Regions from separate parts of the Homo sapiens genome. Here region 1 is linked to region 2. A link is an interaction called in ENCODE POLR2A ChIA-PET data of the cell type or tissue named here. Cell type or tissue: CD4-positive, alpha-beta T cell. All regions are shown on one strand. Each heading gives the region's core, and the rest is flanking DNA. Links, peaks and the distances in the headings are about the cores only. Region 1 overlaps MAP3K12 (mitogen-activated protein kinase kinase kinase 12). Region 2 holds the start of PFDN5 (prefoldin subunit 5).

Region 1 (5,366 bases), core at 224-5,223, 200 kb before region 2:
ACGAGCTGCAGCCAAGGGGACAGGAGGCATGGCCACGATTGATCAGAGACCTTTATCCTCTCAGGGTTTCAAAGCTTGCAGAGGTGGAATTAGGACTCCAAAGTCTTGGGTCTCCTTTCCCTTTGAAGACTCCCCTTCCTACCCCCACTCACGAGAGAAAGGGAATCATTCTCCTTTTCCTGAGTAAAAAAATGAGGTCTCAGACAGTGGAGAGCACTCAGTGTGAGAGCCCAAGATTTAGGCAGATGACCTGGCCTCTGAACTGAGCCCCTAAGACCACCAAACAGCTTAGCATTGACATTCTGCTGTTATACAAGAAGGAGCTAGAGAGAATTCAGAGAGTTTACCTGCCACAGGCTTCCAAAATCTCAGGCCAGAGAACCTAGAAGGTGGGATAGATGGGGGGTGACTTCCTACCCCACTCTACCCTGTAGCCTCCTTATGGAGTCACTTTGGGGCCACCAGCAAAGCACTGAATTAGGGCCTGTTGGGTGTCCAAAGAGCCTCCTCCCCTGGCACATGTATGGCTTAGAGATCATTCTGTCCCCTCACCCAATGTGAGGCAGAAGCACCATCAACACTTGGTAGATATGGTTGACAGTGAGTGACAGAGAGACCCACCCTCCTGTCACATTGCTGCCCTTCCCCCATGCTCTGCATAATTGATAACGGAGAGACAGCTACCCTCCCCCAGGGTGACTGAACGTCTGGGCCAGGGGCTCCTAGCCATCCTAGACGCCCCTCCAAAGCTCTGGCGCCAAGGCCCAGCCAGGGGGCAGTGGGACACAGCTGGCAGGTCAGAAATAAAGGAAACAAAAAGGGGTATGTGTGTGTGTGTTGGGAGAGAGGAATCTCCACTTTACTATAGCTCCCAGGGGCAGCAGCTTTCCCTCACTCCAGGTCAATGTGGAAGAGCCGTCAACTAGCCTGAGATCTTTCCCTTGGTCCCATCTCCTACTTCTTCAGCTATCCCCACTACCGTAAAAGACAAACAGGTGAAATGGCTTCTCTCCTTCTCTCCCCAGCTGCTGGCCCTGGATACCAGAAGGGCCTCTGGGGAAGCCTGGTGAACTGGAGGGAGGCTCGGCTGGCTGCAAGTGTCTCTGAGCATGTCACCCTTTCTATGCCTAAACCACCTAGTCGTCAAACAACCAGATGACGGCTGAAAAATTCCTTTAAAAAGCCAGGTGCTGTGCCTACTCAAAGCTCGGCTTCTAGACAGAAAAGGAGATGGGTGTTCTCCGTGTTTCTCACTCCCCTTTCATCTCCATTTTCTCAGGGTCCTCTGCTTTTCCAAACAGCTTTTCAAGCCATCCTTCTCGGGGTTGACTCCGCTTGACGCTGCTCCGGTGTCTGTATATGTCTCAGCTCCTTCCTCCTTCCTAGCTGTACCTTTCGCCTTTTCTGTGCCCTGTCTCCCTTTCTCTCATTTCCTGCTTTCCTTCCCTGTGGTACTGCACCCCCAATGCCAACCCCACAAGTCCCCTCCTGCCAACACCAGACGCCTCAGCCGAAGATCTCTCTGCATGCGGGGGCAGGGGAAGGAAGGGAACACAGATGGGGCAGACCGCTGGGTGGGGGTCCGCACCTAAGATCCTCGCAGCCATCCCGGCAACCAGCCACCTGGGCCGGCCCAGGTCAGGGGCGGGGCCCAGGCACAGCCCCGCCCCCACGTCGCGCTCACGTGATCCGGGGCTAATCTTGTCCTGGTGACTTCACGCGCCGCCTCAGGCCCAGTCGTCATGGTTACGCCGCAGCGCCCAGCGCTTCCCCCAGCCGGCCGTGTCCCTTCCCTTTCCCCACCCGGACCACCCCCTTCCGCCGCCGCGGCCCCCGCCCCAGCCACGCGCCACGTGACGGCCGGGAAGGAGGTCGGGAAGGGGGAGGGGGCGCTGTGGCCGTAACCCCTTCCTCCCCACTTTCAGCGGTCCTGACTTGGGCTTCGTCCTTCCATTGCTGGTGACCAAGCTGTCCAGGGCACGGCCCCGGCTCCTCCCCGAGGGCTCCAATCCCGCCATCCCTCCCTCCTGGCCTGCCAGGCGAGAGCGTCCCAGAGTCTTGGGCCTTGTTTCTGGGTGGTCCAGAAGCGAAGCCCGGGGTTGCGGCGGAGTGGGAGGTGGTGGGGGCGGGGAGGGAGGTTGGGGGGCAGGCAAAATCCCTTGGGTCCTCCAGACGAAATTCTCCCATATGTTGGCACTTTGCTTGGTCTGTGTTTGTCTGTAATTTGCATTGCAACCTACACCTTACCTCTTGAAGCCACAAATAACGCGTGGGATATGTTGGGGATTTGGAAGCTGAACTTTAGTGTGATTTGTGCTTTCTGGGCCTCAGTTCTCTCAAGAATATAATGGGACCAGTAGTACCTCCTTCACCTGGCTCTTCTGAGGATTCAGGGAGCTAGTTTTGTGTGTGTGTTTGCGCGCGCGCGCGCGCGCAGAGAGAGTGTGCGGGGCTTAAGGCGATCCTCCGGGGTGAGTAGAGCAGTGGTTCCACCTTACCGAGCACCTTCTGCGTGCCAGGTGCTGTTGCAAGCCATGGTTCCCTTGTGATGCGAAGTCATCTCTCTAAAGGCTGTCCAGGCTCTCAAAGGAGCCAGACGCCCGACTACATTGTCCGTCCAGTATAATGGGAACCATGATAGAGGACGCATAGTGGGGCTGTGTCAGCCCAGAAGGCGCATTAACCTAGAGCGGATCAGGAAAGAAGGACGTCCAGGATAAAGTGACACCTGGATAGAGATGAGAAGCGCCTTCCAGGCTGGGGGTGAAGCTTGAGCTTCTTTTTCTTCTTCTTCTTTTTTTTTTTTTTTTTGAAACAGAGTCTTGCTCTGTCACCCAGGCTAGAGTGCAGTGGCACAATCTCGGCTCACTGCAACCTCCACCTCCTGGGCTCAAGCGATTCTCCCACCTTAGCCTCTCAAGTAGCTGGGACCACAGGCATGCGCCACCACGCCCAGCTAATTTTTTGTATTTGTAGCAGAGACAGGCTCTCCCCATGTTCCCCAGGCTGGTCTCAAACTCCCGAGCTCAAGCGATCCGCCCACCTCGGCTTCCCAGAGTGCTGGGATTACAGGCGTGAGCCACTGCGCCCAGCAGAGCTTGAGCTTCTTAATAGCTATGGCCCTGTGGGCAGATTATTTAATACCTCTATGCCTGCCGGGCGCGGTGGCTCACGCCTGTAATCCCAGCACTTTGGGAGGCCGAGATGGGCGGATCATGAGGTCAGGAGATCGAGACTATCCTGGCTAACACGGTGAAACCCGGTCTCTACTAAACACAGAAAAAATTAGCCGGGCGTCGTGGCGGGCGCCTGTAGTCCCAGCTACTCGGGAGGCCGAGGCAGGAGAATGGTGTGAACCCGGAAGGCAGAGCTTGCAGTGAGCGGAGATCGTGCCACTGAGCTCCAGCCTGGGTGACAGTGCAAGACTCCATCTCAAAAAAAAAAAAAACCTCTATGCCTTAGTCTGTAAAACGGGGCTAATAATGCCCAGCTTACAGTTTTGAGGATTAAATATGCAAAGTGCTAATGCACCTTTACCAGAAGCTAACATACTTAGTAAGCCTGTTTTTCTTTTCTTTTCTTTTTTTTTTTTTTTTTTGAGACAGAGTCTCACTCTGTCGCCCAGGCTGGAGTGCAATGGCGTGATCTTGGCTCACTGCAACTTCCGCCTCCCGGGTTCAAGTGATTCTCCTGCTTCAGCCTCCCGAGTAGCTGGGACTACAGGCGACCGCCGCCCCACCTGGCTAATTTTTTGTATTTTAGTAGAGACGGGGTTGCACCGTGTTGCCCAGGCTGGTCTCGAACTCCTGAGCTCAAGCAATCCTCCTGTCTCAGCCTCCGAAAGTGCTAGATTACAGGCGTGAGCCACTACGCCCAGCCGTAAGCCTTCCTTAAGTTAGCCATTATCATTGGGTGTCCTGGTTCAAAAACCCGACGTGGCCAAGTTTGTTGGTGGGGGTGGTTGTTTTTTCTTTTGTGACAAGGTCTCGCTCTGTCGCTCAGGCTGCAGTTCAGTGGTGCAATCACTGCTCACTGCAGCTTCACCCTCCCAGGCTCAAGGTATCCTCCCACCTCAGACTCCTGAGTAGCTGGAACTAAAGGTGCACATCACCACACTCAGCTAATTTTTTTTTTTTTTTTGAGATGGAGTCTCACTCTGTTGCCCAGGCTGGAGTGCAGTGGTGCGATCTCGGCTCACTGCTCAACCTCCACCTCCCATGTTCATGCCATTCTTCTGCCTCAGCCTCCCGAGTAGCTGGGACTACAGGCGCCTGCCACCACACACGGCTAATTTTTTGTATTTTTTAGTAGACAGGGTTTCACCGTGTTAGCCAGCATGGTCTCGATCTCCTGACCTCGTGATCCGCCCGCCTCGGCCTCCCAGAGTGCTGGGATTACAGGCATGAGCCACTGTGCCTGGCCGGCTAATTTTTATATTTTTGTAGAGATGGCTTTTCACCATGTTGCCCAGACTGGTCTTGAACTTCCAGGCTTCAGTGATCCACCTGCCTTGGCCCCTCAAATTTCTGGGATTAAAGGTGTGAGCCACCATGCCTGGCCCAATCTGTTTTTTGTTGTTGTTGAGACACAGTCTTGTTCTGTCACCCAGGCTGGAGTACAGTGGCGTGATCTCGGCTCACTGCAACCTCCTCCTCCCAGATTCAAGCAATTCTCGTGCCTCAGCCTCCTGAGTAGCTGGGACTACAGGTGCCCACCACCACGGCCGGCTAATTTTGGAGATTTTTAGTAGAGACGGGGTTTCACCATGTTGGCCAGTCTGGTCTCAAACTCCTGACCTCAGGTGGTCCGCCTGCCTCAGCCTCCCAAAGTGTTGGTATTACAGGCATGAGCCACCACACCTGGCCCCCAATCTGTTTTAGAAAGATCCTTCTGAAGGAGCTGGGTGGAGAATTGGGGTTAGGGAGGGCACTTGGAGACCAGCTGTCCTGGGCCAGGTGAGGACAGCTAATGAGGGTTGAACTAAGGCAGTAACAGTGGGACTGGAAAATAGCATGCACTGGGTTAGAGCTTTACAAATCTAGGGTGCTTGTTAAATATGCTGATTCCAGGCCTACCACCCTCACCCCCCAGGAAAAAGTCTTCAAGGGAAAGGCCTGGTAATTATTACAAGAACTATCAGAGTTTCCCAAGCCTCCTTGTGTGCCTGTGTAATCATCTACTGAACCCTTCTAGATGTAGAGATTCCTGCCACTCCTCCCCCACTGCAATTCAGAATGTATGGCAATCATTTCCAGACTAACCCAGGGGCTCATGGAAGGACCCTGCTAGCTATGAGGAACAATTAGAGGGATGCTTGTTCTTGGGAATCTTCAAATCTCAGGATCTGGTAACTGACAAGTGTGGAG
Region 2 (5,366 bases), core at 154-5,153:
TCCCTCTGGCCATGCTGCGCTCTAGAGCTTCCCCTGAATTTCCCTTCCCTGTTTAGAGGGGCATCCACATGCTCTCACTCACCTTCTCTACATAGTACCCAGTTCCCACATCGATGAGCACGTGTTCCACATCATGCAGCTTCCCAGGGACATACATCTGAGAAGCAAGAATTAAGGGAAAAACTAGCCAGCCCAGCATGAGCCATGATTCCGCCAGCCAGCCTGCTTGGCCTCCAAAGACCCTCTTTTTCCAAAAAGCTACAAGGCATAAGGACTGAATAATCTGGAGGCCTTAGAACAATACCTATAACTCCAAATGGAAAGAAGACAGAGAAGTTGGTTCTTTAAGGAGAAAATGATGTATGCTGGAACACCCTCTTGTCCTGCCTCATCCCATCTCTCACTCTCTAAGCAGTTCTTGCAATTCTTCCCATTAGCCCCTCCAGAAAGACTAGACATGTTTTCCTACTGTTGTAGAGTACTACAAGTAAAAAGCCAGCCTCATTTCCCTTAATGCCCTCAATCATGAAGTAGCTAATTCCTGACAAAGTCAATGTTTTGTTTGTTTTTTGCTTTCTGAGACAGAGTCTCGCTCTATCGCCCAGGTTGGAGTGCAATTGCCCGCTATCGGCTCACTGCAACCTCTGCCTCTCGGGTTAAAGCAATTCTCCTGTCTCAGTCGCCGGAGTAGCTGGGATTACAAGCATGTGCCACCACGCCTGGCTAATTTTTGTATATTTAGTAAAGACAGGGTTTCACCATGTTGGCCAGACCGATCTCTAACTCCTGACCTCAGGTGATCTGCCAGCCTTGGCCTCCCAAAGTGCTGGGATTACAGGCGTGAACCACTGTGCCTGGCTAATTTTTTTTTTTAAACCATTCCCTACTACACACTACTATTCCTGTGTTCCTTTTAGCCTGTCAGTTCTGAGACTACAGATTAAAGATGCCCTACTGCCATAACTTGCTCATTCAAATAAAACACTGAACAAGTGAACACAATCCAGGTTTCTTAGTGACAGTTTAGAAATGAGCCACAATTAAGCTGAAGTTGAAGATTAACAGAGCCAAGCTCCCTGTTTCTATATCCTCCTATTTTTGTCTATTGCCTGTATCTTCTAAGATATTAGCAAAGTGTAAACCACCAGCTTTATCTCCATATTAATGTTCTCAAACAGCAAAGGGAAATATTACATCTCAACTATACATACTCCTTGGTGTTCACAAGACATTAGCTGGATGTTGGTGTGAAGTCAGATAAAAGAGCTACAAAGTGTGTAATAAGAGTATTCTTGGCCGGGGGCAGTGGCTCACGCCTGTAATGTAATCCTAGCACTTTGGGAGGCCGAGGCAGGCGGATCACGAGGTCAGGAGTTCGAGACTAGCCTGGCCAATATGGTGAAACCCCCAACTCTACTATTAATACAAAAATTAGCCGGTCGTGGTGGCGCGTACCTAAAGTCCCAGCTACTCGGGAGACTGAGGCAGAAGAATCTCTTGAACTCGGGAGGCGGAGGTTGCAGTAAGCCAAGATCTCACCATTGCGCTCCAGCCTGGGCGACAGAGCGAAATTCCGTCTCAAAAAAGAAAGAAAAAAAAAAAGGGTATCCTCAAAATCATTGTGAGGAGAGGGTAATCTGAAGTAATCAAAACAATCCCCCTCCCCGCTTTTTGGGGGAGTGAAGGAGAAAGGGAGAAGGCAGCAGGTAGCCGTTCCTGTGGAAAGGATACAGAACTCGTCAGTGGGACGAGTAATTCTTTCCCTGTGAAAGCAATGAAGACAAACACCTGGGGAAGGTTAGCGGCTCCAACGTAAGACGTTAAAGAGAGTTCCAACAGGGCACAGCACCCACAGACAGTGTGAAAAGAACGGAAACAGGGGCAATAGGAGCAGAGGAATGTCCTGTACTTTTCAATTCTAGGCAGGCAACATGCAAAGGGTTCATGAAGCGGTATACGATATGTAATGGATTTTCTCGTTTCAGGTAAGAAAAACTGGGTTAGGAGGTGGGACGAGAGAAGCAGGTTCGCCACTTTAGGTTACCCTCACCCGCCTACCCCATACCCTCGTTGCTCTTGTTCAGCACGTTCAGACAGTCCTTGGCTTCCACATACTTGGTCTGTACCACTTTGAGCTGAGCAATGGACGTGGACAAGAACTCCACTTCCTACAGAGGACCGGGATAGCGGGTCAATGAGAGGACTAAGGGGAGAAAGGAGCGCGGCCGGGGAGGGGGCAGGTCCTGGGATCGGATAGAGGTTTCGCCTGGGAAAGGTAGGCTGCCAACTTGGAACCGGGCGCGAGAAGTACGCGTGGGCAAGGGGGATGTAGAGCAGGAAAGAGGTGCCTCTGGGGCCCGTCCCCACCTGGTCCAGCTGGTTCTTGAGCATTTCTAGCTGCGGCAGATTCAGCTCCGTGATGTTAATAGACTGCGCCATGTTGGGAAGGCCGACTTAACGAAGAGGAAGTCTCTCGGCGAGCAACGCTCTAGCCGTCCTCTGCGCGTCTCGGTGGCGCCGGGAGGCCTCGCTGCGCCAGACAGCTCTATGATCCTCCGTCCCGGAAGGGAAGGAGGGGCTTGAGCCTCTCAGAGACTGTTGTGTGAGTTCATTTCATAAAATGTCTTAAGCCTAGTATTGTAAAGTAGCAGCAAACAGGACTCCTGCCTACAAGGAACTGCAAAATCTTAAAGTTCTCACGACACAACCACGATATTACAAAGTAGTGTATGCTACTCCACGTGGGTGGTATAAGCTACTGGAAAGCAGGCTGGATTGCCATGGCGACGGCTCGGGGGCCTGGCCCTGCTCCTCTCCACCCCGCTTGCTATTGCTGCCTGCTGGTACCCCGCCAGGCCCGATTTCAAATGTTCCTCCCAGCACGGCATGGAAATGGCAGGGAAATTCTAAACTCTTTTTCCCAGATGGCCTCTGAGGCCGAAAGGCAGGAAAAAAAAAAAAATCCCTTGTCAGACCGTTCTGAATTGTCCTTGGAAAAAAACAGGCATTAGATTGAAAGCTTGTCGAAGGCAGGAACCAACCATGTTCTCATCACTGAACCAATTCTTCCCCTCTCGCTATAACCATCTTCCCCCAGCCGGAAGTAGGCTGACACGTAGTAGGATCTGAAAAAGGGTTTATCACCCGTTGCCAGTGAGGTGGTGGGAGAACAGCAAGGAAGCGCCATTGTCAACCAAGTACAGCACAAATTAATCAATAAAATATTTTGGCCGGGCATGGTGGCTCACGCCTGCAATCCCAGCACTTTGGGAGGCCGAGAAGGACAGATTGCTTGAGCCCAGGAGTTTGAGACCAGCTTGGGCAACACGGCGACACCCCGTCTCCACAAAAAATACAAAAATTAGCCGGGCTGGTGGCACACGCCTGTAGTCCCAGCTACATGGGAGGCTGAGGTGGGAGGATCGCTTGAGCTGGAGAGTTGAGGCTGCAGTAGGCTGTGATTGTGCACACTAGCAACAGAGCTAGACTCTGTCTCAAAAAAAAAAAGGTTTTACCATGTGCTGTATGTGAGGGATACGTGAGAGTGTAAGATACTTGCTTCCCTTGAGCTTAACAATTGGAGAGAAAAACCACACTAGAACTCCACAGATCCACAGACTCTACTGCTAAAGTTACACATTGGTAAGTGTAACAGGTGTACATGGGCAGACAGCAGTAGCCTTTAACATCTACTTAGGAGGCAGGCAGGGCAACTGAGGCATTAAAACTAGTGCCATGGCTGGGCGCGGTGGCTCACGCCTGTAATCCCAGCACTTTGGGAGGCTGAGGAGGGTGGATCACAAGGTCAGGAGTTCGAGACCAGCCTGGCCAATATGGTGAAACCCTGTCTCTACTAAAAATGCAAAAATTAGTGGGACGTGGCGGCATGTGCCTGTAGTTCCAGCTACTCAGGAGGCTGAGGCAGGAGAATCGCTTGAACCCAGCAGGCAGAGGTTGCAGTGAGCCGAGATTGCGCCACTGCACTCCAGCATGGGCAACAGAGCAAGACTCTGTCTCAAAAAAAAACAAAAACAAAAAACAAAACACTAGTGCCACTCCAAAGATACCTGCGGCAGGAAGACAGGACGGACGGATGGTACCTGGCCAAAACACTCTCAAAGGGTCTATCACTACCCTTCCTTGGGCCTGTCTCTACTTAGCATTTTGATGCCCCTTTCTCCTCCAGATTTGTCTGCTGAGGCCCAGCCAGGCCCAGCAGGCTTTGTCCTGTGTCTTTGCCTTTCTTCCCCAAGCACTCAAACTTGATCTGCTGTAACCTGTTCCTGTCAGCTTACAGTACCACATAGTAGGAAGGGGGCAGTCATGCCGTGTCTTTAAATGTTCTCAGATAAACTACGCAAAACAGGGTTTAAATGATGTATCTTTATTATACTGAGGTTAAATCAAAAGGAAATGTTTCATATAAAACACTGGGGAAAATCACTTTAAAAGAGTTATCCTAAGGATTAAATCTAACCTTGGAGGTAGAACAGTTATGAGGCTTCTAGCATCAATAAGACAGCTCCATGGGGTTACCGCAGAGAGACAGGCAAGCCATAGGCTATAGGTGCAGCCCCAATAAGATACTTGAGTCGGGGAGCTTGGCGGGCCTGGTTTACATAGTAGAGAAGGGGGGCCCCTGGGCCTGCTCCAAGCCAGCCTTGCAGCAGAGCTTCCGTGTAGCGGTCAATGTCGCGGTCAGTCACATCCCAGAGATTACCCAGAAACAAGGGGCTGGGAAAAGAAAAGGAGGAAATACAAAGTAAGGGCTCTAAAACAGAATACATAGGAAAACACCATTGGTGGTGGGGGTGGGTGAGTGGAGAGGATTGAACCAATGAGAAACTCCTTTGGCCCTTGGTTACAAGAGAAGAACAGAAGGGAGCTAAGGGTTAATGGTCCAGGCATGCCAGGGAACTAACTAGGATAGGAGGAAAATGGGGCACAAGAGAGGCAAGATTCAGACCTGGGAAAGAACCTGGGGTGAGGGCAGGAGTCCTAATGCCCTAGGATGGGTCTTGCCCTTGGAGACTCACCAACCAGCCATGATGTACTTGAGCACGATGCCAGCCCCCTCCAGGTTTCCACGCACAGCCAGGGCCGCACTGCTACAGCCAAACAGCAGGGCCACTGCCCGACAGCTCAGCCGCAGGACAGCCTGCCCATCAAGGAAGCGGGCACCAGCCCCATGCCCTGCATAGCTAAGGCAGAAGGAGGTGAGATGAGTCTTGAGCTAGTAATACCTGGCCTCTGCCTGTGTCTTCAGAGGCTCTCAAGTCCCAAAGCAACCCATGGTGATACCATCCTCAGGACTGCCCCTCTCCCCACATCCCTGCCTTAAGCACTCACATATACAAATCATGCTT

Evidence for each region. Peaks named below come from ENCODE experiments on the same cell type or tissue, not always from the same donor. Only the 100,000 strongest peaks of a DNase experiment are listed, where the experiment ranks them.
Region 1: POLR2A ChIA-PET joins it to region 2 with 5 read pairs; 18 of 35 experiments call an interaction of 5 or more read pairs at or near these places.

The regions. Positions count from the first base shown.
Region 1 is chr12:53,489,520-53,494,885 of GRCh38, reverse strand. All of the region lies in intron 1 of MAP3K12 (mitogen-activated protein kinase kinase kinase 12), which reads left to right. Among named protein-coding and RNA genes, the nearest start is that of MAP3K12, 7.3 kb to the left of the region's middle. RefSeq lists a silencer at 1,759-2,008. In CD4-positive, alpha-beta T cell, for the core only: no CTCF peak of the experiment used is centred there; DNase peaks (open chromatin) are centred at 1,695 and 2,535; H3K4me3 peaks cover 1,281 bases; H3K27ac peaks cover 2,413 bases.
Region 2 is chr12:53,292,641-53,298,006 of GRCh38, reverse strand. ESPL1 (extra spindle pole bodies like 1, separase) reads right to left here. Exons shown (of 31, transcript NM_012291.5): 29 at 5,350-5,366; 30 at 5,037-5,201; 31 at 4,369-4,734. The coding sequence ends at 4,533. PFDN5 (prefoldin subunit 5) reads right to left here and starts at 2,465. Exons shown (of 6, transcript NM_002624.4): 1 at 2,368-2,465; 2 at 2,066-2,168; 3 at 1,732-1,763; 4 at 83-157. The coding sequence starts at 2,439. RefSeq lists enhancers at 1,558-2,757, 2,243-2,782. In CD4-positive, alpha-beta T cell, for the core only: no CTCF peak of the experiment used is centred there; a DNase peak (open chromatin) is centred at 2,516; H3K4me3 peaks cover 1,538 bases; H3K27ac peaks cover 1,950 bases.